Linked DNA regions of Mus musculus: region 2 is linked to region 1. Evidence: chromatin contacts called from ENCODE Hi-C or POLR2A ChIA-PET data. All regions are on one chromosome and are shown on one strand. Each heading gives the region's core, a stretch centred on a gene start or an enhancer-like site at or near the end of the contact. The rest is flanking DNA. Distances are from core to core; before and after follow the strand shown.

The links. A loop is a pair of places that touch in the nucleus more often than their neighbours do. ChIA-PET counts read pairs that join two places held with the same protein, here RNA polymerase II (POLR2A).
Region 2: a map of heart shows a loop between it and region 1 (2.3-fold over the local background). The contact joins two enhancer-like sites. A Hi-C loop is called at or near these places in 1 of 37 maps with a recorded cell type or tissue (heart). POLR2A ChIA-PET finds 5 or more read pairs at or near these places in 1 of 5 experiments (Patski).

What each region holds. Positions count from the first base shown.
Region 1 is chr7:68,008,858-68,011,766 of GRCm38, reverse strand. The region is part of intron 2 of Igf1r (insulin-like growth factor I receptor); the gene reads right to left. Among named protein-coding and RNA genes, the nearest start is that of Igf1r, 58 kb to the right of the region's middle. Within about 2 kb of position 1,431, at least 1 of the 3 ENCODE cell types and tissues checked has a DNase peak (open chromatin) inside an H3K27ac peak, as active enhancers do; it is heart, where a contact is called at or near this core.
Region 2 is chr7:68,126,935-68,129,843 of GRCm38, reverse strand. All of the region lies in intron 2 of Igf1r (insulin-like growth factor I receptor), which reads right to left. Among named protein-coding and RNA genes, the nearest start is that of Gm51488, 8.8 kb to the left of the region's middle. Within about 2 kb of position 1,508, at least 1 of the 3 ENCODE cell types and tissues checked has a DNase peak (open chromatin) inside an H3K27ac peak, as active enhancers do; it is heart, where a contact is called at or near this core.

The sequences.
Region 1 (2,909 bases), core at 182-2,681:
TTAATGTCAATGTCAAACAAAAATCTGTTGGTATTTCTTAAATTCTCCCAAATACCAAGCTTGCAAGCAGAATAAATTCAGAGTCTGATAACAAATGGAGTCTACAGACACCTATAAGGTTTCTCTCTAGTGGCATCTGGATAGACGTATGTACGTCACTGAGTGTTCTTTAAAGATATGGCTTATCTGGGCAGACATGAAAATTTGAACAATTCCGATTAAATTAGCAAGAACCACTCGTACACTATGCCCTGCTATTTATGATAACTCAATGTTTGCAATTTAGGAAAGGCAACAGAGAAAGACCACTTAAGGGACAGCAGTACATATACAGTTAGTTCAGCTTAATGCTCAAAATTTTAGAGGGTCTCCAAATGCAGCTATTTTTAAAACAGCAGCAGCTTCTGCTGTTGACCAAGAATTCACCCAATGCTGGTCAGTGTGCTGGGGGCTTTCCGGGTACCACCTGAACATCCCTGTTTTGTGGATGGCAGACAAGCCTTGCCTTGCTGCTCCTTGTCAAAGGGGAACATTCTACCATAGGGCCGAGCTCAGAAGAGACCCCCCTTATTAAACCTGAATCCCTGATTCACACCATGTGCTGGAAAGAGACCCCACCACTGGCCGAACTTGACCTTTGAACCACGATACACCAGAGTCGAGCAGTGCAGTCCAGAATGAGATTAGCCACAGTCCCATGTGCTCTATGTTAGCCTTACTCTAGTTGAGGATGCTACACTGGCATGAGAAGAGCAAGATAAGAACAGAAATGCAAACAAAGAAGGGGGTTATCAGGAAACAGGAAGAAACCAGAACCAATCTACAAGTAGCCAAGAGATAGAAGGGGATATATAGTATTCCTCAGAACCAATCTACAAGTAGCCAAGAGATAGAAGGGGATATATAGTATTCTTCAGAAACCTCAAGTTCAAAACAAAACCACTATGAAGATGTCCCCTTGTTGCCCCTTCTCCCGCCTCTCTCCACGTGCTCATGGCTGGCCCCTCCCCCTCCCTTCCTCTGTCCATCCCTGCCTTTCAGTCTCTACTACCCTCTCAACTCCCCTCCCCCATGCCCTGAATAAACTCTACTCTATACTTTAAAAGAGAGAGAGAGAAAGAGAGAAAAAAGCTAACTTCTAAAGTGGATCCAGAAGAATGACAGCCCAGCAAAGGCCACCCAGCCCAAAGCAAAGCCCCTCTGGAACTAAATACATTGCTCTAAGAACTACAGATCACTAGGCGGTGGCACAAACACGTGAACACAAACAACTGCTTTAGCACCTCAGGACCAGGGGTTCGCAATCAGGATAGAATGCAATCTCCACACCAGGCTATAAAAGGCATATAGCACCGAGGCCCAGGGCATGTGACCCCTTCTAAATAAAGATCACCCCCACAGTGGGAGCAGCTGACCAGAACAGAGGCGTTCCCGGGGAATGGAGACAAGCTCTTAACACAATGCGAAAGCCAGAGGCCTCTTGTTCAGCTCTGGGTCTGCCTACCCACCATGGGCCATGGGCCTGTCTCATGGTCTACATCATGATCTCTTTTAGCAGTCTACAGCAGCTTGGTGGAAGACTCCACAGCATTTCTAGACATACTCTGGGTCTTCCCAGGTAGCTGAAGATTAAAAGTTAAAGTAAAATCCTGCCAAACACATGGCTGGACTCTCACAGGGCAAAAACTCCAGGGGATTTACAACTGCTTCAACAAACCCTTCCACTTTCTCCCCAGGGGACATGTTCTACCAGCCTGCAAAGAAATACAAAGGGACAGGGACAGGGAAGCAATTCTCTCTCCGCCTGTGCTGCCCTGACGACCAGTGTTTGATAAACAAGACTTAAGAACGGCATGGGGAAGAACAAAACCCAGAATTATCTGGTGTACACCACCTGCCCTCATTTTGAGTCCCTGGACCCATCCAGAGATGGTAACGTTTTCCCGTTGATAAAGGGAGCAGAGGACCATCCTGAAGCTCCAATCAGCAATGACCATGGTTCCTCGGTTTTTTTTAGGGTAGAGGGAAATGCAATACCTTGCATGACCACTACCTCAGCCAGTGGTCTTTCTATCTGGAGTAAGGCTGGCCCGGCAGCTAAGCTGGCTTCCAGTGTAGCCAGGCTCACGGCTCTGTGGATTTTCTGGCAAAGGCTAGATGGGGTGCTGTGAGCCAGTCACAAGCTGTTGATTCTGGCGAGCCAAGAGGCACTCAGAGGCCAAGTTTAGCAGTGAGGTCTCAGGCTTTACTTTTGTTACCTTTTATTTGATGTCGTTTTGTTTTTTTGGAGGAGGTGTCCTCGCATGAAATCAAATACCAGAAAAGCCTCTGTGTCAAAGCAGCACTTTCCGTAAATTCACCGAGAAGCCAGAAAACCACAGGTACTCAGGAGGTGTCACCGCTGCCCCTTCCAATACAAGGCCAGCTGTGTACATCCTAGGGAACAGCTTCTGGGGCCAGAAGCCCAGCCTTTTTAGACTTCTGCATCTTGGTCCTGAGAAGGGGAGTTCTGGTGCTCTTCCCGCCATTTTGGAACTAGAGATGGTTTGGAAGGACACGCTCCTCAGTAGCAGTGACGGTGACAGGGTCAGAACCACATTTTACGATCTTACCATCTTTAAGCCTGCTGGGGACTATCACTGCATACTGTTCTTTGCTTGGGGGAAAGTGGATCTTCACAAAGTAGGTGCCATGCTCACCCCTGGAGTGCATAGATAGATACAGCTAGAAGTCACAGAACACTGTTTAAAAGGAAAAGAAAAAAGAAAAAAAGAAAACCTACCTTTCCAGGTGCTAGGTAGGACTAGTGGAGGCTCCAAAGCCCTGGAGTCTCGTGAAAGGCAAGGCTGGAGCTCACCTCAGTCTCAGATCTGAGATGGAGGAGGCAGACTGGTTAATACAAAGATGAC
Region 2 (2,909 bases), core at 259-2,758, 120 kb before region 1:
TTGACTCAGACCAGTAATAATAATAACAACAACAAAAACCCAGCCAGTCCTTCTAGAGCTACGCCTGTTTAGGCTGCGCGGTGCTCTTAATGGCCAGCCAGCCTGTTCTCCTGGGAAATGGTGCTGCTGCTACAGCGTGACTTGCTTTGCGTGCTGCAATAAAAGGAAAACAAGCTTGCACGACCCAATAGCTTCCTTCAGTTTGTGCCTAGCAGCGGGGAGAAAATTAAAAAAAAAAAAAAAAAAAGCCTGAAAAGGGGTCCTGAGGCAAGGTGAATGGAGGACAGGATCCTAGAGAACAGCACTGCCCTGCAGGATTTTTGTAAACAGCAGCCTGTAATGGCCACGGTTAGAGAAAGAAAAACAGACATGGAGGGAAGCGTGTTTACAACTGCAGCAAGGGCGGGAGGCGGAGGGAGGGATTCCCCGGCTCTGCGCTCGGCCCTCTTCACTCCGGTGGGGCCCCGGGGTTGGGCTGAGCTTCAGCTCCCCACCCCAATCCGTGCTTTCTTGGGGGGCCCCCCATCTTGTTTATGGGAAGGTTACTCCTCCTCGGCTCTGGTGATCGCGTCCCTAATACTCCAGCTGCATCCTTGCGGGATGCCAGCTTGACTGACAAGTCCTGCAGCCAATCGCTGGTTGGGCCCTTAGGAAAGGTGGAATTTCCCAACAAACTGATTGGCTGAGAGAGAGGGCGGGCCCTGGTGATTGGCGTGTTATTCCGAGTAGAAAGTAGTAAACAACCTTGGTCCAGGGGCGGTGGGGAGGGCGCCCGGTGCCAGCTCCCTCTGGCTGGCAGGGCGGGGTGGGGAAGCACCCGAGACAAAAGGAATCCTGGCTGCCACAGCGGGGAGGGCAGGAAGGGGGTGGCCCCAAAAGTCAGCACCTGGAGGCGTCGTTTGGAGCCCCCCCCCCCCCCCCCCCGAGCCAGAACTGCTGACTTTAAGCCACACATCGTTTTTTTGTTTTGTGCAGAACCTCAAAGGTTTTGTTTCCATCATTTTCACTTCTTGTATGGCTGACGAAGTCTCCAATGGAATGATAACCGATTTAGTCGCTTTTGTCCAGAAGCCCCTTCCTCACCGTCGAATAAAAATTTAAAATTGTCTTTTACGAAAGTTGCTTTAAATCACACACTAAAATTGTTGCACTATACAATACGCCATTAATGGCATGCTGGTGCACCAGACACACAGCTACATCTTTTGATAGCAAGTTTTAGGAGCTCTGAGCCTATTGGGAGCAGCTGGGATGGAGAACATACACAAAAAGAAACAACACATGACGGCGTTGGGACCACTTGATAAGAAATAAGCGGTTAACTTGCCTTGCCCATAGTATTTCTGGCAGTCTCACTTGAATCTCCCATTCCCTCACTCCAGCTTCACCATCCTTACAGGACCCCAGGCGGAGGAAACCATCTGCTCTTAGGATGGGGGGCTCTGCTCACCCCGCACATAAACATGCTCACAAGTCGCTATCCTGAGCAAGCCTCCTCAATGTAAAAGGGGACCAGGAGGCCAGCCAAGCCGGCTCTCTCCACTTCAATGCTTGTTGAATATACAGAGACCACGTTGTCACTTTTCACAATCAAGATATATCGGTATCACGATATATCGATAACGGGTACTTTATAGGAGATAACAGTGCAAACTGGCCACCTGGCATTCTCCTTTGCCATTCTAGTCCCTCACCTCTGCTATCTCCTATGGAGCCTGCCACAAGCAACCCCAGTAAATGTTCACCCCAAGTCACCTTTGCTGTATAAAACATGGATTTAGGCTTTCCTTGGTCCTTGCAGCCTGGCATCAGACCCCAAACCAGTAGCTACTTTCATTGTAGGCACCCTCCCTCTGGACACTTTGTTCTGTTCCCAGGTCCCTGCCCAGACCACACACATCATTTTACTCAACGTTGGTTTTTATGCTTTCTAGACTTTACCTCTGCCTGCCCAGGAGAGGCCACTGTTCTCCACCGTTCTCCCTGGCCCAGCTACCCCACTTCTTGCAGAAGACTGAAATTTGTTTTCTTAGCACTAAGTCTCTGATAGGGCTTTAATGCTGTATTTAGACTCCACTCCTACGTTAAGACCCTGAACTTCCTGAGGCCTGGAATGGTATTATCTTCAGATTTGGGTCTTCAGTGGAGATGGGCTTCTACTAAAGTGCCCGCTGCAAACTTGCCAAATATTTCTAGGATTCTTCCCTAGCATCCTGAGTATGCCTACCCCTGAAAATCTTTCCTTACACACGTGCAATTAATGTGTTTTCTCTGCTGGGTCAACAACTCTGTTTTCTCTACTTGGCAAATTTCCACTCTGCCTAAAATCACTTCCTCTCTTGGCATACCTTTCACAACCTCCCACCAACTACACTGTGTACCAAGAGCAGAGAGGTCTCTTTCCGTTCTTACTTCTCTGGCCAGAATTAGCTACAAAACTAGAACTAGCATGGTTTGTTGGTAAAGGAAGAGCGGAGAGGCAAAATTTCAGAAGTGGTATCACCTGTACATCTGCATAACCAACCCATTGCCATCTGTAGGGGTGAAGCAGCGCCATGCTCCGTTTGTGGCTGTGATGGTCTCCCCCTGCTTTCTGTCTGAAGGCCTCTGTCTCTGAGGTGGATTCTTACTCCCCCCTCCATCTCAATCAGAGATCTCCTCCTGGCTCTTATGCTATCAACTCTGCACATCCCCGATTCCTTTCCACCATGACACTGAACTGTCATCTCCTTTTCTATCTGACCAGTCACTGACTTGCTCACAGTTTAGTCTGTCCGCCATACAGCCATATCCAGTGTTCTAAGAATTGTGGGGTTCCACAGCTGGGGCTCAGTCTCTGCTTACGCCCTCATGTGACATCTGTCATCAACCCTCCATCTTTCTAAGCCTTTAATGGTGGAAAAGAGTAA